2 separate regions of the Homo sapiens genome follow, and region 1 is linked to region 2. Evidence: chromatin loops called from intact Hi-C (ENCODE). Cell type or tissue: CD14-positive monocyte. All regions are shown on one strand. Each heading gives the region's core, and the rest is flanking DNA. Links, peaks and the distances in the headings are about the cores only. Region 1 overlaps LINC02755 (long intergenic non-protein coding RNA 2755). Region 2 overlaps DCDC1 (doublecortin domain containing 1).

Region 1 (11,459 bases), core at 1,249-9,248, 1.4 Mb before region 2:
TGTGATTTTGCATCAGCTACTCTTGTACTATCTCTTGCTTCTGATGAAAAATAGAATTACCTTACTAAAATATTTTAATATTATTAAAATTTTGAGTTTCATGACATATTTTCTGGGATTTTTAAACCTCTGAGCTAAAGTTCTGTCTGTAGCTTGGATCTATATCAGAACTTAATATTTATAAAACAAAGAAGATCCTGACACACCCTTGCATGAAAACATTGCATGATTCTAAGACCTGAAGTTAGCACTGAACAACAATGGATGTCAAAGTTGACCAGAATTGTGTTCAGATGGAAGCCTTATCATTTACTATCTATGCAACTTTGACTGATTGTTTAACTCCTCTGAATTTGAGATTACCCCCTGTAAATTGTGAATAATACTGCTTAACATGTAGGCTTGTTGCAAATATTACATCACATAATGTTAGAAAACACATAATAGGAGTCGAATCAACCAAAGTTTTAATTATCATAACTATCTAGAGATGTGGTTTACAGTATTATAACCTCAAAAGTCGATAGTGAAATGTTACATTTTTGCAGAACCCAATATGAAACTATTCCAACAATAGGGTCCACTGATGGAGAAAATACATGGAGAAATATGGATTCTTATATTGACTCATAGGCTTAAAGCTCAAACATTAAGAAATGCTAATGTAGAGAAAGAATGGTGATGTGATTGGTAGCAATAAAGTTTGGAGCTGTGAAAATATAATGCTGGCTATGAAGCTGAAGTAGGAAAATAAAGGATGCTTCATAGAAAAAATGGCAGGAAATTCAATATATAGATACATAGTTAGATTTAAGAGCCGTTTGTTTAATAAACCATTATTGGTTGAGAGAAGAACTTGTATTTTAGGCAACAGATTATAATAGAATTTTGTCCTTGCTAATCTTAAACTTGATTGACTTATACTAAATGGTCACCTCCTTAGTTCAATTTTCATATTATAAATTGTAGGCAAACACAACTTCTTATAATTTTACTAATATTAAATAAAATTATGTATTTAAAGCATCAAGCTGAATACTTGATACCTGTATGTGCTCAATTATCATAGCTCCCTCTATAACATTCAGAGCAACTCTTGAATAACATCCCTTCATTGAAGACAGATATTGAATGCTAAAATTATTCCACGGTATGTTAGGCAGTGAGAAAATCTAAAACAGTGAGGGAAATTTCTGACTTTTCCTGGGTGCCAGTGTTTTTTGCTACAGTGGCCTAAACACTCCTTCCTGGGGTTCTGGGGACCATCAGACAGGACTGTCACAATGACAATAAATCATCCCCCAAGCTGCTGCAATTTCATCTGGGGGATGCTTCCAGATGCAGTTATTACCTACATGTTGCCCAGTTAGGAAAATGCAGAGCAAATGCAATGTGACCATATTTTAGCCAGAGATTCTCAGACCTTTCCAGTCCCAGATACAGAAACCCAGACCAATCTATGGAACCATGATTACGTGGATGCTTTTCTGAACATATCACTTTAAGGAGCTTTCTGAGAATCCCCTTGAGTGTCCTTAAGATATAAGGTGTGTTTACAGATGCAAACAGGAGCTGAGGCCCTTATTATCTCTGGCCTCATGTAAGTCACTCTGCTTCTCCAAGTCTCATTTTGTAACCTGAAACAAAATTTCCTGTCCTATATGCTGCAAAGGGTCATGAAGGCCTAATGAGATAAGGGATCTAAAAATGCTGTAGGGAAAACAAAATGCAATGCTCTTTATAACACAAACTAGGATTGTTACCTCCAGAGGCAAAGAGATTACATAGTTAAAGTCTTTTAAAGTCTTTTAAATAATGTTAAGAAATGATGACCTTGCAAACATAGCCAATAGGGAACTAACTAATGGGGACAGCAAATGAAGTTGCAGAGACTGATAAGGATATAATTGAAAACCTTTGGAAAACACGAACTCTGTTTTGGGTCCTTTTCTTTTGGCATCTTACCTTGTTCCTTGTGTTTTTCGGATTCAGCTGCTGGATGCTTGATTTTGAGGTGTTACCATGCTACTGCCTCCATCTGTATCTGTCTGGGAGAAAAGCAATAGTGAAGATGAGAAAGAAGGGAGGAAAGAGAAAGGGGGAACAGAGTTCTGCATAATGCTTAGTGCTCCAAGGTCCCAGCATAAGAGGCCCACCCTGACTTTATCCATTCTTATATTTTAGATCCTAGGAACCAAAGATCATTTAATCAAAAACGTGCCTCTCATAGTTAGGGAAATTACATTCTTTTTGCCCAGTGGAAAATTTACATGTTTATTGGTTATATTCTAGGATGATATTTATTATTCACTGAAAGTTTCAAGGGCAAACAAATACACTAGAAATTTTGGAAAGACTCAAGAAACGATAAAATATTACCCCTTGACAGAACAATATTTTATAATGATATTTTGTCTGGTGGGCATGGCTGTCTGTATAACATGAAGATTAAACCTTGGCTGGCAGTGAATTTTTATGTATTACCAAGGTTAGAAGCATAAAAGGCCCTTCTAAAGAAAGTAGTGTCTGCATAAAGTAGTTCATGCACAAAATGCTTGTGATGGTGAGTTGAAATGGGAATAAGAATAGCAAGTACAGGGGCTTCTGGAAAGGTAAAAGATTACAGATGTTGTCATGGGAAATACCCACACAACATGACAGGCTACATTCACAAGAAGCTATCCATGTAGAAAGTGAATTCTTAGAAATTGCTATGGGAGCCCTAAGTAATGACATTTTCACTCTATTGCCATATAGCTTCAACAATTGTCAGATTACCACTGACTTACTAGCAGAATAACCCCAAGGTAATTGATCATCTCTTATAAATGCATGTCTCTATAAAGGGTCACAATTAAAGAAACTTTCCCAATGTACAGGTGAAGAAACAAAGTTCAGAGAAGTCATAGAGCAAACAGGTGTTGATGCTAGCCAGAGGGCAGATCGAAGCCACTTAAGCTCCAAAGTCAATTCTCTTAATCAGCTTACTATAGTATATAAGTTCCTATTAATAATGAAGTGTGAACCAAGTGGGAACAGAAAGTTGTGAAACCAGATTTTCTTGATCTTAGTGTCTTTATTTTTTGAAAGAAATTAATGATAATACCCAAGGCCATAACACTCAATAATGACAGGAAAAATATTTTTCCAACTTTTGTTCTAGCATTATACAAATATTAGCAGATAATACTTTATTTATAGTATCTGAAATGTTGTAGACATTCGGTAAATTTTACCAGCTTAATTGAGTCAAGTATCTGCAAATGCTTGTTTTCAGGCATGAATGGATTAATCCCAAACAGGACTAGGACTATGCTTAGAATTAGGAAAAAAGAAAACAAACAGAACATGGTATATTGGAAGATAAATACAGTGGTAGTAGTAGTGGAGACAAGAGATGTGTATCTCCATAAAACGCTGTTACTCTCAATATTAAATTCTTATGTCTAAGAGGAAGGAAATTAAAACTGTCAGAAAAATTTTAGTGCCTTAAGACCTTCAAAGATATGTAAATCACCTAAAATATGAAAGTATTATATTGTTCAACATGTATAAACAATAACAATGTTTTATTCATATATTTCTTCAATCACTTTATTTGTATTAATTTGCCTAAAAGTGTGCTTGGAAACAAGAATGAAAGAGACAAAAGTGATTCTTGTCCTAATTGAGTTTACATTTTCATGCAAGACATAGACAAGAAAATAAATACCATACTTATAATTTATGATTGTGTTAAGTGCTATGAAATACCAAAGAGACAGTTCTAAGCATGATTGGTATCTTAGTATGTTTACAAGTTGATTTTGTAGACATGAGACCTGATGGCTATAATATTCACAGAATCATTACCAATTGTTGGCTATAATTAGACTCCTGCTGCAAAGGGGCAACTTAACATCCTTAACTTCTTTTGACAAGGTTCAACTTTTGTTCTGAAAATAATAGAAAGGGTTTATTTTCCCAAGAGTCAGTTATTCTGAGCACTACAGAGTTCAACTGTAGTTCAAGATGCCATGTGATACATTTTGACTGGGAAAATATGGCAAAGCATGATTTCTAAGAATTAATTATATCATCCAAGATACATGATAGCAGGGGTTGCTGGTATAAAAATCATATCTGACAGAGTCCATATGACAAGCATAACATAAAGAGACCATATTATGTTTAACATGTGTATAATACAAAGAGAAGGCAATGATGGTGCATCGAACAATTTACAGAATTAGCAGATAGCCCAAAAAGCTTAAGTAAATCATTGTATTTGATTGAGCCTCATTTTTCTTATTTGAAAAAAAAAAAGTTAGTAATCAATGGTGGGAACAAACGTTTCTTTGCTAATTTTGATGTTTCCTTGCAGGTGATGAGAACACAATTAGGGTAACATTCCTAGCTTCTTTCTACCCTTTTACTTGTTCTGCTCCAGAAAAATTGGAATAGTGTGATTTGAATGGTAAATTTATGGAGAATAACATGAATGCACTCTGTTCAGCACCTCTCCTTTCTTTTTAGGAAGAGGCTGTAAAAAGGACCAGGTTTTCCCTTAGAGAGGCCTCACTGAAGAGCCAATTGCCAGGGGCGGGAAAGTCTATCAGTTTTAAGAAGCTGGATGATAGATATTCTTAGATGACTATAATTAGGCGATAAGGCAATAACATGCTGATCTGCTTAGAATTTTATTTCATTTTTCAATTAGTTCAGACTCTGGTGTAGAAAACAAGTTTTATTTAAACCATCAGCAATAATAATTTGTGACTTACAAATTCTGTTGTGAAAGTCAAATGTAGTGATGAATTTGAAATGGATGTATAAATTCAAATCTCCACATAATCTTGTGCAGTTTTTTTAGTCAAGCAATATACCTTATAACTAAAACTCAGCTCTCAAAAGCAGAAGTAAGTGTGGAAGGATAGAACTGAGGCTCAGGAATTTTCCACCACTACTAGCATATTCCCAAGATGCCTGAGCTTCAGGCAAAGCTGTTTCTATTGATCCACATAAGGCTTATTTCCATCTCTCAGTTAATTGTTTCTGTTTTGAGTTGGATTGTGACACTCAAAAAAAGCTGTGTTGGAGTCCTAATGACTGGTGCCTGTCAATATGATATTTTCTGAAAATAGAGTCTTCATAGATGTAGTCAAATTAAGATGAAGTCATATTGGAGTATAGGGTGGGCCCTTAATACAATATGAATGGTATCCTTGTGAGAGAGAAGATGCATACAGACAGTCACACAGGAGAAGGATGGCCCTGTGACATACATAGAAGCAGTTAGTGGAGAGATGCATCTACAAATCAAGGAACAACAAGGATTGATGGCAAACACCGGAAGTTAAAACAGGCAAGGAAAGATTCTTCCCTACCATTCTCAGAGGCAGCATGGCCCTGCCAATGTCTGGACTTCAGATTTCTAGCCTCCAGAAATACAAGTCAATAAATTACTGTCGTTTGAAACCATCCAGTTTGGGGTACTTTGTTATGGAGGCCCTAGGAAATTAATGCAGTGCCCATACCTAGTGACAGGAAAACCTGGGTATCATTTTTACTGCTCCACTGAAAAGACTGGTACTCCTTGACCTCAGAGAACATAAGAAAGACCATGTCCCAGTTGGCCCCTCTTCCTCAGATGCTGCTGAGCTCAGGACTATAAATAATAGTTCCCAAACCAATGTTGGTAGTGTTTTGCCCAGGAGCTCTACAAATGGAAGAGTCATGGATGAGCAAGTGGATGACTCAGTGGAGTATATGTGTGCTGACTCCCAAATGCTGGAGAGAACCAAAAGTAATCCTAAAAATTAAGTTCATTTTTTTGGTATGAAGTAGTTGTGTTTTTGTGGTTTATCAAATTAATTCCCAGATCTGAGGCACCAATGCTTGAAAAACCATGTAGATTTAATAGCTAATGGATCTACAGTGTCTCCCAGTACATGTACTCCTGATCTCTCAGCTTAACTTCTAGGACTTAATGTCTCTAAAACCTTGGACCCCATGCCTCAGACGTAAGTTTTGGCCACTTTTATTCTGACTAGTCTCTTGATCCCAATAGTATGCCTATTTTTATCTTCATACTTACAGCTGATGATGTTTCTGCAATATAAAAATCTCCCTGCTCCTATTTGCCCCTAAAAATTCAACCTTTCAAGGCCTAACTTATAATCCACTTCCATTGCAAAAACCCTGCCAGTGACTGTAATCAAGACCAACCATTCCACTACCTTATATTCCTTTCTGGTACTATTGTGTTGGTGGACTGTGTGTGTGTGTGTGTGTGTGTGTGTGTGTGTGAGAGAGAGAGGATTGTGGGGAGTGGAGAGAAAGTGGTAGCCTTGTCTTTCAACAGGATTTTTTTAGCTCCTTCAATGTATACATTACCTAGATTTCATAATTTTATTATTATCTTCAGTACATAGCACAGTGAAGTGTTTACTAGTTGATCAATACAATTTTAACTTGATGACACAGAAGTCTAGTGCTATTGTAATTTTTTTAAATGCAACTAAGTTGTGGATGCAGAATCAGGGCAAATCATGGAATTCCATTATTTCAATGAATATATGTAAATCTTGGTCAGTCCTAGGTGACAGAAGAGAGTAAAGAGGAATTACTATTTAGTGAGCCACTGAATTATGTTTCAGATACTGCACTAAGCAATTTACATAGATAATCTCTCTTAATCCTCAGATTAACTCTTTGAGTTCAGGGTCATTATTTCCAATTTTAAAATCAGAAAATTGAGAATCAGAGAGCTTCTTGAAGAAACAAGATTAAGCAAAAGGCCTTTGCATGATACTATGCCCTCTTTTCTCTTTCATCATTATATCTTAAGACATTTTGAGGAGCAGAACAAGAACACCTTTATATCCTACACAGGGATCAACCTGGCATGGTGGCTCACACCTGTAACTCAAGCACTTTTGGAGGCTGAGGCAGGAGGACTGCTTGAGGCCAGGAGTTCAAAAACAGCTTGGGCAATGTAGGGAGACCCATCTCTACCAAAGAAGTTATAGACATTGAAAATAAATAAATAAAAATAAATGGACAGGCAAACCACCGCGTGTCTATGCCTGGACATCTTGGTTCTTGGTGACATGAAACATACCACCTCAAAGGATGAGTACCGTATAGTACATTTGATTCATGAAAAGCATCAGAAAAAAAAAAAGTTTCTTTGAGGGAAAAACATCTGCTGTTAAAGTCACTTCAAAGACATTTTAAATAATTGGTTTTATTCTTGAGGATTGTGATTAAAAGAAAGCATTTAACTATTAACCTGCAAATTGACCTTTGTGATCTTGGAAAAGACAGGCTAATTATTTTTGAATGTTAGATTTTCTCTCACATTTCCAAAAAGAAGAATGAATGACTAGAACAGTGGAAGAATTGTGGATGTTCCTCATCACAGCTGATAATTACTTAGGGTCAGTGGCAGCCCCAGACATTGGCATAGTAGGTAGGTGAAAGAATTAGTTAAAATATGTTCCTTTTCAGTACAGTGATTAGAATGCATATCTAAAATATATAAATGAATACATAAACATCTTACTTTTAAGTATGACCAAGTATAGTGGTTAAAAAGAGAGATGCTGCAACTAATCTGATATTTTCTAACTCTGGCTCTACCTCTTAAAACCTGTGTGACCTAGGTCAAATTACCAAACTTCTATGGGCTTCAGTTTTTTCATTCATACTATGAGGATAATTGTAGTGCCTACTTTATAGAGCTATTATGGTAAAGAAGTTCATAGGTATAAAGCTCTTGCAACAGTGATTATAAGTGCTATGTTTGTGTTTTATATAAAATAAAATAAATTCCCAATAAAATTATGTATGGAATCATAAAAAATCATTTTCTTGGAAATCTTTGAATCCAAATGTACATTTTATTTTTCCTTTGGAGACAGCTATCTTGCTCAAGGTTACACAGATAAAACATGGGTGGAGTGAGGGCTAGAACTTCTGACTCTTAATGACTATTCTAGATCTTTTCCCAAGCTATGTTGCATGCTCAACATTTGTCAGCCATAAAAATATGCCATTAGCACTTCTCTTTTTCCTGTTAGGCTGAGAGATTCTCAGTCTCCAAACCTGACTAGAGACTGTAGTAGTAAACTTCTTGAGCTTTAAACCCTTTCTAGCTCTAGAACAAGCTTGTCCAACCCATGGCCCCTGGGCTGCATGTGGCCCAGGATGGCTTTGAATGTGGCCCAACATAAATTCATAAATTTCAAAAAGCATTATGAGAATTTTTGCAATTTTTTTTAGCTCATCAGCTATCATTTGTGTTAGTGAATTTTATGTATGGCCCAAGACAATTCTTATTCTTCCAGTGTGGCCCAAGGAAGCCAAAAGATTGGATACCCCTGCTTTAGAGGCTAAGAACAAGGAGAACAATATTCTTCAGAGCTTTTGAGTTAAGGAAATATTTCTATAGCCCCTGACCTAATTGTTTATTGCACTGAGGCATCAAATGAATCTCTTCTTCCTCTGAACCCCTGATCACAAAATATCTTATCTAACAAAAGTACTGATGGTGAATAGGACAGGGAAAGCAGATTACTATGAGATGAGTGGCATGGGTAGCAAATGACAGGTGTGTTGGGGGTGGGGAGTGTGTAGCAGAGTTCACTGCGGAAGAAAGAAGAAGGCAACCTCTGGAGCAAGAGAAATTGACAATGTATATGGTGCCTTGATATAATTTGAATGTGGTTTCTCTTACCTTAGCCATAATATTAATTGGGAATGAACAGAAGTGATGGAAGGGCAAGAAGGATGAAGAGGAGTTGGAAGCCAGTGCTTATTGGTACTATGTGCAGGTCCTGTGCCAGCATTTTCTTCACAATAATTCTGTGAGGCAGCTGTTTTTAATCCCACTTTCTGGGGAAACTGGGTCTAAAATTGGTTTTAAAACTTGCTCATCTAGTTAACAAGAATTAGAGCTGGAATTGAAATACAGGGGTGTTCTGTGAAGTTCAAAGTCCTTTGGCCACAATGTCTGACTCTCCAATATAATAACCCCTTGTGTTTTCTTCTACTTGCTGAACCCAACTGAATGAATTCTCACTGTGGAACACTTTTTTTCTGACTACTCTTACTGCCAAAAACCCATCACCCTGTATTAGAAGGTACTTGACTATGTGTCAAAAAGAGAAATTGCTTTTCTTCAGTTAACTATTTTTAGCACAGATTATCTGACTAGCAGGTTTATCTTAAGTGATGCTGGCACTGTTCATGGGCCCTGGACTACTACTAAAAATACAAATGCTAATTGTGCTGAGAGCACTCAGCACAACTTTGGCTTTCAGCTCATTCTAATTGACAGACTTAGGCTTTGTTTCATGTAAATGTGCATGAACTAGATTATTTTCTTAAATTCTCAGCCTTACCATCATACTCTGCTATATTTAGCATGTTTGCTTCCCTGAATAACCCAGTTGCCTCACAATTGATTTCATCTATATTTATTGACAAGAGAGAAAGAGGTCATCAAGTACAACATTAGAATGGACTTTGGAGGCTCAGTTGTACTGAGACATATCCTGTGGTACTTGGTTCAGAATGTGGTACTTTGTACAAAAGAATCATGAATGAAAGAAAGTGATTTCTCATATTTGGAGCTCTCCAAGTGACCCAAATGATCCCAAATAAAAGAAGAATGGTATTCTTGGCTGAAAATGAGACATTCACATTCATAATTACAATTTTTATAACCAAAACAAGCATTATTGCTATTGATAGATGTAGTCAGAACATGAATATCAGCATAGGCCCATAGATTTTAATACATAACCAAGAAGTTTTTCTTGAACCTTCAACAACTATCAGTTGTTTTTGTTGATGATAGAAGTTAGGAGTTCTTTAAAGTAATGGTCTTCGAAATAATGTATTGTGCTTTTGTGTATTGTTTTGTTTTTGGATATATTTTCTGTTCTTCTATAATTACTGTCTCTCCTCTGAGGCACCAAAAGATGTTATTTATTAATTGACAGTAGTTAGTACTGAATATAAGCACAATATAGTGAAGGATACAAGAAAAAGAAAGTTAACTTCCAAATCAGTTCTGGCTCTGTCACTTCCTAGGAAACAAATGACTTTCAGCAAGTGATTTATCTCTGTAAGCGGCAGCTTCCTTAACTGGTAAGAAAATAAATAGAAAGAAGGATACTAGAAACAGTCCTACTTAAAGGGAAGTTTGTGGCAAGTAAATAATATTAGTGGGAGTCAACACAGTGAAAGGCACATAGCATTTGCTCAAGCAAATGCTCAAAAAATGGTATTTTTAAAAAATAATTATTACGTACAATAGTAAAAAAGGAGCAACTTTTAATTACTTATCATTTTATTATTTTCTGTAAATTAAATTAGATATATGGTTTTCCTTTGACGTGATAGCTTTAGATATATTTTATTTTCTCTGTTTATTGTTTCTGTTTACAAAACATGCTTATGACATTTGCATACTGCATTTTAAATTTAGCATAATTCTGTCATAAGTACATTTACATAGTATTATGTGCTCTGGATTTGCATTGTGTTTCACGCAGTACAGATAGCGTATTAACTTTTGGTCCCTGGATGTGGTGAACAAATTATGAAAGCTGGAAATCCCAGTGCTTCACTCATTCCTCGCTCAACACTAAATCCTACTAGTTTTAAAATCTGTCCACTTATCTATCCATACTGCTGTGTTCCTCATTTAGGCATATTCTCCCCCTTTATATTTAACTTGAAGATAGTAACAGCTGCATTACTGAACTTCCTGTTTCGGAGCTTGCCTTCCTTTGTTTCAATCACCCTTCACTTTGTAAACAAAGTAATGTCTGTAATTTCAAATATGACTATTTTTCTTCTGTTTTTCAAAGCATTTTCAACCTCAAGAAATGCATTTAAGCACACTGACCTCAAAAAAAGATGCAAACTCCTTGAGATGCTTATGAGGACCTTTAAGAGCTGGTTGTTTTCTTTCTGAATGTACTGTTTCTAAATATAAATGAATGCAATTCTTCACAGAATTCAATTTAAAAAGCACTGGGTAAAATTAATGTAGTTATCATGGAAACGTAAACATCTTCAAATATTCATGAACATTTTTAAAAATTAAAAAATACTAAAAAGGATGTGCTTTTTGATACTAATGATTACCTTAAATTCAAAACCATATAATAAATGGCTCAGAAATCAATTAATAGGTTGTTTTAACAGAATTTAGAAGTAGTAAAGAGAATAAAGTAAATATGAAAACTTAATATGTAACAAGGAAGGCAGTCTAAGTCACAGGAAGTAAGGAAAATTAATAAGTTTTGCTAGAATAAATGACTTCTCACTAGAAAGAAAATAAAATCGATTTTGTTGTTCACATAATATAGGAAATGTAAGACTACATACATTAAGTGTTAAAATAAATAATTAAGACATTTTAAGCCAAAATATAACATTATAGTCTATAGAAAATAGACTTT
Region 2 (11,459 bases), core at 1,510-9,509:
TTATACTGCGTGAGTGGAAACCACAAACTGGTTATTTTATGAAGGTGGAGGAAAGAGGGAAGGTGTGTGTTGGGGGAAGGATGGGGAGTAAGTTAATGAAAAGTATCAAAAAATTTGAAAATTGGGGACGTTTTAGAATTCTTATTTGATCTATTCATTTCATAAAAATGACATTGATGCAAGTTCAGTCTTGAGCCCAATGGCCAGATAAAACTATACCCAGGAGATCAGAGGGAACATTCCTCCTCTGAATCTGATTGTGGATAAATTGTATGTAGCTTACCTAGCATTTACATTTGATTTTATTCCCTTCCTCTTCTTTGGCTAGGATAAAGAATTATCAGCTAAGTTAAATAGAAGACCCAGAATTCTCAGATATAGTTCATCTTGTTCTGTGGGGACCATGCTAGACTTATTAGGATCCTATTCACCTTTTGATATAGTAAACCCAAATATAATGGGATTACCTGCTGTCTTCCTGGTGTATCCAGCGCTGATGACTACCATCAGATTTCTTCTCCACCAAAACCACCTCCATGCCTGATCGGAGATTGGGACCTTGAACCCCCAAGACTAGCTGAGGAGCAGCATGGCTTATAATCTGCCCATCTCTGTATTCGAACTGCTGATGACAATGCTTGTGCAATTTACTATGCTTTGGTGAACAGCTGAGATAAAGAAATCTCTATTAGTGGCAGAAAAATGTCCCATGCACTTGATCATGCACTTGATGTGCTGGAGATTATAAGTTCTGTTGGTGAGAGCTCCAACGTGAAACACGTTAACTTGAAATGATAGACCATATCATTAGAATGACGGCAATGCTACCAGCACTGCACTTCTAAGCTGACATAAGAAGTAGAATTCTGAGCTTATTTTGTAACATAAATAAATGTTTACCAGGAGAATATTTGAAAAATTCGTTAGCAAAGAAAAAAGAACTTCAGTTGACAAGGTAATTTAAAGAGGAAAAAGTAAAATTTAAAATTAAGTAAGAGAATGGGGGCAGGGGCATGTAGAATAAAAACAGAGAAATAAAGGAATTCTATTCAAACTATGATTGTTTCTTTCCTCTATCTACAGTATCCCTGGAAACAGAACACCATTCTCCAAGTTTTTAACTCACCTCTAACAAGTCATAGCATATCATAAAATAATGATGCACTAATAATTTAAATGACTGTCTTAAGGACCTTACATTAAGCAGAAGTAACATATTACATATCACAACACATTGTCAATTAAATTAATCTATAAACATCTATTAAGCCCCTACTACGTGCATGGCCTAGTGCTAAATGTTGAAGTGTCAAAAATGTTTAATTCATGTGTTCCAGTGACTGCTGTAATGTCAAGTAAATGTCTAAAGATTATGAAATAATACAAAGTACTATATATTCCTGTCATTTCATTGGACATTGACAAAAAACATTAAACTAAAAAGGAAGAAACTGCATTTTCTTAATTTCTTAAAAACATTAGGGCATCTTAAATGCTTATTCAGAAGTTCACTCACACATTCATTCAACAAATATATAGGCTCTGTGCTAAGTTGTCAGGAGGCAAAGGTGGATAAGCATACTGTTTAATAGAAAAAAACACACAAATGAGTAAGATATTATACACTGAACAAAATAAACCAAAGAGTAAAGGACCTTCCCGCAAAATTTTGTAAATATTTTAATCAAAAACATAAGACAAAAATGTGCATGTTGATAGAAACAGCAGCTAACAGCAGTGAAAACTCTTGGGAATATATGTGTCCCAAGGTGAGAAAACTAACACTAGACAGAAATCTTTAAGAGGAATCCTTTGCAACTTTTTACCTGTGTTTCTTCTGTGGTTCCACATTTTCAAAGAGCCCTTTTTCCGTTTTCTTTGGAAGACTGTCATCCTCATCAAAGTCATGTGAAGTTTCCTGCCAGGCATACCTGGGAAGTGTGTGACAAGCCTTCATTCGAAGATGAGCTCTTACGTGTGAATCTCTATCAAGGTTCAGAAGCAAACATAAGTCTAAGAAATCTCATTCGTGTTCACAGAATTTTTTTCTGAGGTGTAGTCTGATCATATTCCACAGGATGTTGGTGGATCTATAAATCTTATTTCCATAAGGGTGCCTAATACTGGAAATTCACATCTCACTAATACATCATTTAGATCTTTTAATATAAGGCTACAAATAAAATTCCTCAATCACATAATAAACAGCATTCATCTTTGTCATGTTTACTCAGAAAAAAATGGGACTATGTATTGTATTTCAAAAATCATAAAGATTGACTACTCAGTAGTTTGAGAAATTCACAATGAACATGTAATGAGACTCCCTCTCTCTACCCCATAATTGGGTCATAATTCTGACTGGAACAGTACAGCCTAGATTACCCGGTTTTGTAAAGTTTACTCATTAGACAAGGTTAAGAAACCTTAACTTTTCCAAGATTTCTCCACAGAGAAATCTAGAGAAACTCAAATAGCATCTGCACATATGAGCCAGCTTTTGATAGAGAATAATATACTAAACAGAGTAAATAGTCATAGTTTGAATAATTGAGTCAGCCTTCTGGCTTCTTACTAAAATGAAGATATAAAGGGGATCAGTAGCCGCCATATAGATCTGTATATATAAAGTTCCAGGCCACTGTTGAGAGCACATTTGCCTTCAGTGGGATTGTGATATGAGGACTGCTTGACTGAGGAAGGATAAATATACAGGCAAAGCAGCAAGCCTATTTCAGCACTCTAAGTATGCGTACCTGTAAATAAAGTTCTCTGGGACAGACTGATCACCAAGGTGCTTGTCATAATTTGATGTAACTACAAGCATTATTAAATTACCAAAATCTTCAGGGACAATTCCTGTGCTAGCAGAGCTGACCGTACTCTTTTCAAATGTAATAGAAGTATTACATGTGGATATGAAACTGGTGGGTAATCACTGCCTCATTCAGAACTACAGGCAGCACAAGCGGCTTCTGAAGGCAAACCTCTCCCTTTACAGTTAAAAAAAACAACAGCGCCATCTTGTGTTAAAAATAAAACGCACAGCTTTCTCATCAATTCCATTTCTTTGGGGAAAAGGAAAAAAAAAAAAGTCATTCTTAGTTTTAACAAAGTTAGCAGGATGCAAACAAGATTCTTCACCCAAATCCAGATGTTTAACTTTCTTACTCAGAATTTCTCTATCAGCTCTTGAACTTCCTGGCAAATGAGGTATAGTCAAGTCAGTTTTAGAACAGTCATTTTTCAGTCCATCTTGCTTTATTAATTTGTTCATTCATAGAACAAACCATTCGTTAGTTATTCACTCCTTTAATCAATATTTATTGAACATCTACAAGACAGGTAAGTTATCAGTGCTCACGGAGTTTACATTCTAGTGGGAAGAGGAGAGATTAAATAGACAAGTAAATGAATAAACAAGATAAATGCCATAAGTTGAATAAAATAGGATATTGTAATGGAAATTGACTGGGATGGGGTAAGGTTTACGTTAGCAATGGAGTCAAAGAAGGTTTCTCTGAGAGGTGATGTTTGAATTGAGACAAAGACAATAGAAAGGGGCCAGCCATGTAAGGATCTAGAGGGAGAGCATTCCAAGCAGAGAAAAGAACAAATGAAAAGGCTATGAAGCAAGATTATGGTTAGCCCACTTGAAGAACAGAAAGACAGTGGTGTGACAGGTATGCAGTGAGTGAGGGGATGGTAGTTCTAGACAAGGCTGAAGAGGTGGGCAGGTACCTGTGATTCAGTGAGGAAATGAGAAAGTTTCCCCCACTCTCTGTGTTCCAAAAATCTTTTTTTCCTGCAAAGCACAGAGTAGGCAAGTGCTACTAGAATTTCTTTTCCATTTTTCTTATTGTTTGTGCCGGACACCTTTATGATAAAAAAGCAATCAAAAAGGATCCTTCTAGATTGATGTTCTAGCTGCTGGCTTTATGCATGTCCCTCCTTAAATCATCCCATTTTTCAAATATGCAAAAAACTCCAAACAAGCACATTTAAGAAAGTCTGGGAAAAATCTTACAGTGACTTCCTGATATTAGATGATTTAGGATTATTTCAGGATCATGTCATCAGAAATGGTTCAAATGACTAGTGACAGCCTGGAAAATAGATAACCCTGTATATTAAAAAATATTTCCAATAGTTTAAGGGCTGCCAAGTAGAAGAGGTATAGGGCATAGTACAGAGAAACATATGGAATAATAAGATGGAGATGGTCTAAATAATTATTTAAATGTTAGAATGGGCCTCCTTGAAAACAGTGATCTCTCTGTTATTAGGAGTATTCAAGAAGAGGCTTGAGCAAAAGAGCCTGCTTGGAATATGCAGTAGATGCCTGCATTGTACTCTGAGAGAACCCAATCACTTTTAACCTCAAGGACTCCAGGCCTTCATGAAATCTCTGATTCAGAACAATGACGATCTTTGCTCTCAAAAATGTTTCTTTTTTCTTACTTTCTGTTTATTTTTTTCCAAGTGCAGACTAAGAGGCTAGATGACACATTCTTTAGAAGGGGATGTGAAAGTTCGTGGTCAATTCCCTGACTGTTGAGAAAGATGCCATCTAGGACCAATCATTCTCTCTGAAAAATGCCTTCTGGTGCCTTTGTTAGTGTCAGTCATAGGACCAACTGAATCACCCATCCAAATGAGGAAGTTTGGTTCCTAAAATAAACGTTCATATTCTTATAATTGAGGATAGAAACAATTAATAACAATGATATATAAATTAGTTTCACAATTATTGCAGAGGTAATTGGCCAGGTATTTTTGGTTTTATAATTTGGAAACACATTCAATCTTTCATTCATTTATTCAGTAAATGATAATTAGAACCCATGTGACAGAATCTTTGCCCTCAACGTTCCCAGGCTGGTAGAGGGAGGGGTAGGCAAGGGGGAGAGGGACTGACAAGCACATTGCCACGTACAGTCATTGCTGTAATTGACTTCAATGCTAAAGTATCATTCTACAGATAAGTACGGGGCAAGTAAAGGCACTGCAGTGGAGAGAAATTCATATGTGGCTCAGAGGTCTGCAACAGAACATAAACAGAATGTGCAATATGCAGGCGACAGCTTGTCGTTGCTGAGCTGGAGGTTGGAATTCATGTGGCAGAAAGAGACAGTGGGCATGGGAATGCAAATGAGGGTCAATGACAGGCATGAACCAGGGTCAGAAGGCCTTGGGATTCCAGATGAATAGGTTTTTCTGTCTGCAATAGGTACCCTTAAAAAACTATGTGAAAAGGATTGTACATTAGAAAGTTAATTGTCTACAGTTTAACTTAGAGGGGAATTGGAAGGAAGATATTACGGCAATAGAGAGAAATCAGAAAGCTATTTCAATGATCCAGAAAGATAACTGTATATTAACATGTGTCAACTTGAACTTAGGGAAGAAGTTTAATTTATCCTGAAGTCAATGATTATGGAAACAAAATTTGATGAATTCCTCAAATAAATGCCTACTATCCTAAAATTCTAGCCTCTTAAAAATAATAACATTGTAACAATATTACTGAAAATAGATCACTGTGATGGTTGAACATCGAAGCTGTAGTTGTATCATTTTGCCGGAAAACTAATTAAATACTAGCTCTTCAGCTGCCATTAGTTTCACAAACTTGGCATGAGCTCCCTGCATGGGCTCTGTGCTGTTATCGGGCTAATGAGCTGAGTTCAAAAAGCAGCCAGGTAGCTTTTCAGGCTACACTGATTACTTACAGAATTTCACTGGAAGCATTTTCCGTTGTTAGAGGATCTTCTTGCATTTGCTTTTCTTCCGGTTCTGTAACTTGCTTCTCTTCTCCAAAAATTGCTACAGGTTTATGCACAGCAAGCTTGCTTCCAGATACAATGTCACTTTGGACTTCTAAAACAAGAGCTGAGCAGAAATTCACAAATTGCAAAGACATATTACTTACAATTGCAGAGCATCAGGAATTTAAAAACACACACTAAAATACAAATGCAAAATAATTCCATCTATTTGGTCTATTCATAGGTTACTTATTAAACTCAGTTGAATTTAATTTTAATTTTTATAGATTCTTTACTCTCAAGATATTCTTAGTCAAAAATACTAAAAATTGGTCTTTCCAAAGATCAGTTAATTATCATATATCGTAATTATTCAAATGGGCTACATTATTTAGATATATGTTTCTAGATCATTCTCTGGGATCCAAAACTCATCAGTGGAAGTCCCAGTCCCAGTCCCAGAGAAAGCCTTGAATGACACATGCAAAGTTTTACTACACGGTGTTCAATATATATAATAGGGCAATGTTTTAAATTATACTAATTTTTTTTCTTTTTCTTTTCTCTATATGGACTTTTGTCCTGGTTCCTGGAGAAAACTTAATGGAAGGAGGAAGATCATGAGGAAATTAGAACTTTTATAAAAGAAAAGCAAAAGTCCAAAGATAGTTTTTGACATTCAAACAGCATACTGCCATCGAACGTGGAAGTCAGGATGACACAGTCATGATCTATGGTTTCTCCAAAAGCCTGTAGCTCCCACTTACTGTATCAAGAGTTTAACTTCAGGATTGACCTGGAGAAAAACCATCACTCCTGGGCCAGAGGGGATCTGGGGCACAAGACAGAGAAAGCCAGAAAACTAGCACAGCATGTCTTGATTCTCTCTACAGGCTTCACTTTGGGTATCTTAGTTAAACTGGGGAAACAGTGAGGACACTGCCCATTGTCCCCTTTTGAGCTACCCTTGCTACTCCAATCTGAGGCACAGCCAGCCACGTGAACTGGGATCTGGTTTCTGGGAGGTGCAGCTAAGACCCAGGAGTTGCTGAGAATCTTTTTGGGGAGCTTTCCAAAAGTGGATGCCAAGCAGGGGTGAGGTGGCTCTGTAGCAAGGACTGCAGAGGTGATGAGATGACCACTCAGTCATAGTCAGGCTCCAGAGGGCCACAGGAAGCAGAGAGAAGGCTGAATCAGGGAGGTAGCACACCCACCCAGAGTATCGTCTGAACCAACAGAAGGAACCATAAGTCACTCCAGTCATCGACTTCAGACAGTAGAGCCCAGGAAGCAAGAAGATCTGCAACCCAAGTGCTTTTTTTCTATCTTAGAGTGGAACTTAACGTGAGATTCTGGAGATAGAGAAATCTGAAAGCTCTCCCTAAAGGGACTAATTAAATTAATGGATGGAACAAAATGTAAACATGATTAGAGAATGCATAAGGCTCACAAAGAAGGTCAGATCTGTTAATGACAAAATAAAAAGATGATGTTCTCTTTGCACATTCAAACTGTAGTGTGAACTAAAATACTCAACCCTGTCAAACACATAATTTAGTTTAAAGAGTTAAACAGCAAGATGCAGAGGTGAAATATTACTTGTTTAAACAAACTTTGACTTTTTAAAAAGCAATATCATCAAGCATTTCATTTTGGCTGAATATATTAAGGTAAATAATTCCAATGCTTACCTTCTATTTTATGTGTGCTGCAGAAGATTTGAATTTTGGCAATGTCTGATTCTAGGTTCCTCAGGAATATTTGTTTCTTTTGCTGAGCAATGGACAGGTCAGGATTGATCCAGAGTTCTCCACATGAAACATACACCTATCAAACAAAGCATCTCTTATCCTGTATATAATTGTCACAGCAGCATTATCTGTAATAATCTAAACTGGAAACAATTAAAAAAATCAAAATGTCCTATTAATATAATAGGTGAATGATTAAAGAAAACTGTGTACCACTCAGTACTTTCAAAAAAATCAAACTGCTGATAAAGGCAACAACTTTGATGAATTTCAAGAGTTTTGTATTAAGTGAAAATACTATCTTTGTATATTACCATATTATTTTTGCAACATCCTGTGAATCTATAATTATTTCAAAATTAAAGTTTAAAAAATAATTGTTTAAGAAGAAGAGGGAAGGAAGGAAGAAAAGAGGAAGGGAGTGAGGGAGGGAAGGAGGTGGGAAAGAAGGGAGCAAGGGAGGGAGGGAGGGAGAGACGGAGGAAGGTAGGAAAGAAGGAAGGAAGGAGTAAATTACAGATTGGCAAAATTAGAGATTGGCGAACTATCCCTAAAACCCAAATCTGGTCCCCTGCCTGTTTTTGTGAGTAGAGTTTTATTAGAACACAGCTATTCCCATTCATTTACACGTTGTCTATGGCTGCTTTCATGCATCAGGAGCAGAGCTGATGCACAGCAGGCACCATATGGCCCACAAAACCTACAATATCTACTATCTCATTCTTTACAGAAAACATTTAATGACCCCTGGTATAAATGAATTTGTAGTACAAACACCAAAATGTCAATGTGGCTATTGCCAGGTGACAAGATTATGGATAATACTTTTCCTCTTCTCCTTTTTTTTTTTTTTTTGCTTATATGTATTTCTTAAATGTCCTTAAATGGATAAATATTTCTTTAAAGATGAGAAAAGAAAGTGATATATTGAGAAAGGCTCAGTAAGAAGAAAGAGAACCTCAGTGCTGCCTTTTCTGATCATTGCAAAGTCATTATTACAAACATTCGACATTTTGTGTATGAAGACCCAGGGGAAACTTTAAATAATAATAATAATAATTATTATTATTATTTGAGATGGAGTCTCACTCTGTAGCCCAAGCTGGAGTGCAGTGGCATGCTTTCGGCTCACTGCAACCTCTGCCTCCAGGGCTCGTGATTCTCGTGCCTCAGCCTCCTGAGTAGCTGGGATTACAGGCACCTGCCACCATGCCCAGCTAATTTTTTGTATTCTAGTAGAGGCAGGGTTTCGCCACGTTGCTCAGGGTAGTCTTGAACTCTTAAGCTCAGGTGATCCACCCACCTCGGCCTCCCAAAGTGCTGGGATTACAGGTATGAGCCACTGCACCCAGGCAAAAATTTCTTATTTTGAACAACGGATTTCTTTTTCTCTTTTGGACATATTTAATCATGTAACTAACTGTTTATGTTTCCATCTTCATGTTACTCTTCAGAGCAGTGACAGATTAGTTTCTAGCAAATATACAATCACTCCTGGCTCCATCTTATCCTCCTTCCACTCATACCTGCTTTGCCATGGTGGCCTCATCTATACTTACCATTAAATTAACTTTTTGTATTGTATGATTTAATGTAATCTACCTTAAATTCATTCTCTAAAAAACCCACAGTGAATAGCACAGCAGACCAAACAAAAACACTAAAAGCAAACAAACAAAACACTTGGAGAGATGGCATTAGGATTCAAAATGAGATCTAGCAGTCTCTGAGAACAACAGACTCTCCACCCTGCGATTCTGCCTCTGATGTTGGCCATTGATACTTCTGTTTAAGACTCTCTCCAGTATTTAGGTTCAGGGCCTCAGTTGAGTTCTGACGAAATGGTAGAAGCTTTGTTCTCTGTTCAAAGAATTGTAGGCATCAATCAAGGAAGGTATCTTTTTTTTTAATTTTTCAAACCAATGCCTCAAATTCTATAAATGAGGGGGAAGGCTGGGCTGCTAAAGTCCTTCCACTTTTCAGCCTTCTCCAGTCACCAAATAGAGTGTATGAAAAAAGTAGACATAATTTTGTCCTGAAAAAGTGAAATTACCATTTAGTAAAAAACCATTAAACAACTACATTTTGAAGGTCTCAAAAAGAGTAGAGAATTTACCTCCTTCAGAGCAGGAGATAGAAATTACAAAGGATTAACAATTTGGCCTTCTCCAGTTTCTTCCTTAATTTCTAGAGTCTAGGATCATGATGAACATTAAGTAGATTAATTCGGCCGGGCGCGGTGGCCCACACCTGTAATCCCACCACTTTGGGAGGCTGAGGCAGGTGGATCACCTGAGCTCAGGAGTGTGAGACCAGCCTGAGCAACATGTTGAAATCCATCTCTACCGAAAATACAAAAAATCAGCTAGGCATAGTGGCACATGCCTATAATCCCAGCTACTCTGGAGGCTGAGGTGGAAGAATTGCTTGAGCATGGGAGGCAGAGGTTGCAGTGAGCCAAGACTGCGCCACTGCACTCCAGCCTGGGTATCAGAGTGAAACTCCATCTCAAAAAAAAAAAAAAAGTTTAATTTATATACCACTCTGAAAACCATGCCAGACATATAGGAAGCTCTGAATAATGTTAGCTGTTAGTATTACTTTCTGATGTTTGCTCAGTTAGGATAATTCTGAGAGAAAATAAGAATTAAAATGGTAAGCATTTGAAGACTTATATTTAAGGGGATTCTTTCTTGGATGGGGTATTAATAAATTAATATTGCCAGTTTCAAATCCATGTCTTTACCAGTTCATCTCTTTGCAGGTCTTTTAAGGCAAATATTTCCTTCCCCTTTTCATTGTACAATCTCCGAGCTGCAGAAGGTAAATTTAAAATCTCAGTGCACCTGTAATAAAAGACACAAAAATTGACCTTGCATACAGAAAGCTTCCAGCAGCAAAGAGAGAAAATAAAAGAAATCTGGGGCCTGAATCCATAATGACAACTCTCTCTGCAGGACTGTTAGTCATGAGCTGGACTCTGGGGCCCATCAGACCCATTTGAGTCTCATTTTCCTCTCCAAATTGTGGCACTTGGGCAAATTATTTAACCTGTCTAAGGCTAGATTTCTTACCTTCCAGGGTTTCTGTGAAGATTAAAGGTTGATTTTGAAAAGAGCTCTTAGCACAGTCCCAGACATGACCAATAAATAGCTAGACACACTGCTATTGACTTTTAGTTCCTTGGTATGCCCCACACTTTTCTATTTCTGTGCCTGCGTTCTTTCTCCTACCTAAAAAAATTTTTCCTTGGCTTTTTCTGATGTAGTCTTGTTCTTTCTCCAAGGTTGTCAAAGTCTAATTTGTCACCAAGTTCCTCAGCTCCCTCCACCAGAGGGTAGTCTGTTTCAACTACCTTTGAAACAGACGTTTTTAGCCTGGTTAAACACTGAACACTGATTTCCCACTCCCACAACCCCCTGCCTTCCCAAACAAGCACCGGACAAGCCCTGTGGATATTGAGATGATGACAGTTTTGTAGTTCCCTGAGGAGCTCCGAGTCTGGTCAGGGTAGAGAAAGGTGAGCAATTGAAGTGTAATATGAAGTCGTAGGTGCTGCCATAGGCACCTGCCCAGCGTGCTGTGAGAACAGAGGGGAAAACAATTTTTCCAGAGAAGCCTTATCTAAGGGAGTGGCATTTGGGTTGGGTTTTAAAGGATAAACAGGATTTCATCAAAAAGCGCTAGACTGGAGCTGAGTGTATGGACATGAGGAGGGTATGGACCAGATGAAACTGAAAAAGAAAACAGAAACCAACTGAAAGTACTTAGGATTCTAGACTGAGGAACCTGCCTTCTAGCCCATAAGCAGCAGAAAGCCATTGAAGGCATTAGAGCAGATATGTGGTGTTATCAGGTCTGCTTTTCCGAAAGTTAACTGTCAGAAAGGTGGAAAATGGGCTGGAGGTGGGAGAGGCTGGAGCCTAGACAGCAAGCTTTA

Evidence for each region. Hi-C counts contacts between places; a loop is a spot of excess contacts. Peaks named below come from ENCODE experiments on the same cell type or tissue, not always from the same donor. Only the 100,000 strongest peaks of a DNase experiment are listed, where the experiment ranks them.
Region 1: it touches region 2 in a loop (6-fold over the local background); 2 of 110 quality-filtered maps call a loop at or near these places.

What each region holds. Positions count from the first base shown.
Region 1 is chr11:29,529,323-29,540,781 of GRCh38, forward strand. LINC02755 (long intergenic non-protein coding RNA 2755) reads right to left here. Exons shown (of 4, transcript NR_183754.1): 2 at 1,966-2,048. Among named protein-coding and RNA genes, the nearest start is that of LINC02755, 59 kb to the right of the region's middle. In CD14-positive monocyte, for the core only: no CTCF peak of the experiment used is centred there; no DNase peak of the experiment used is centred there; H3K27ac peaks cover 719 bases.
Region 2 is chr11:30,915,044-30,926,502 of GRCh38, forward strand. It overlaps DCDC1 (doublecortin domain containing 1), which reads right to left. Exons shown (of 39, transcript NM_001387274.1): 23 at 10,266-10,365; 24 at 7,460-7,595; 25 at 5,733-5,892; 26 at 1,827-1,985; 27 at 468-668. LOC105376611 (a long non-coding RNA gene) reads left to right here. Exons shown (of 5, transcript XR_007062642.1): 5 at 6,364-7,271. Among named protein-coding and RNA genes, the nearest start is that of LINC02859, 190 kb to the left of the region's middle. In CD14-positive monocyte, for the core only: CTCF peaks have their summits at 3,041 (motif pointing left) and 3,243; DNase peaks (open chromatin) are centred at 2,988, 4,568 and 4,908; H3K4me3 peaks cover 1,270 bases; H3K27ac peaks cover 3,858 bases.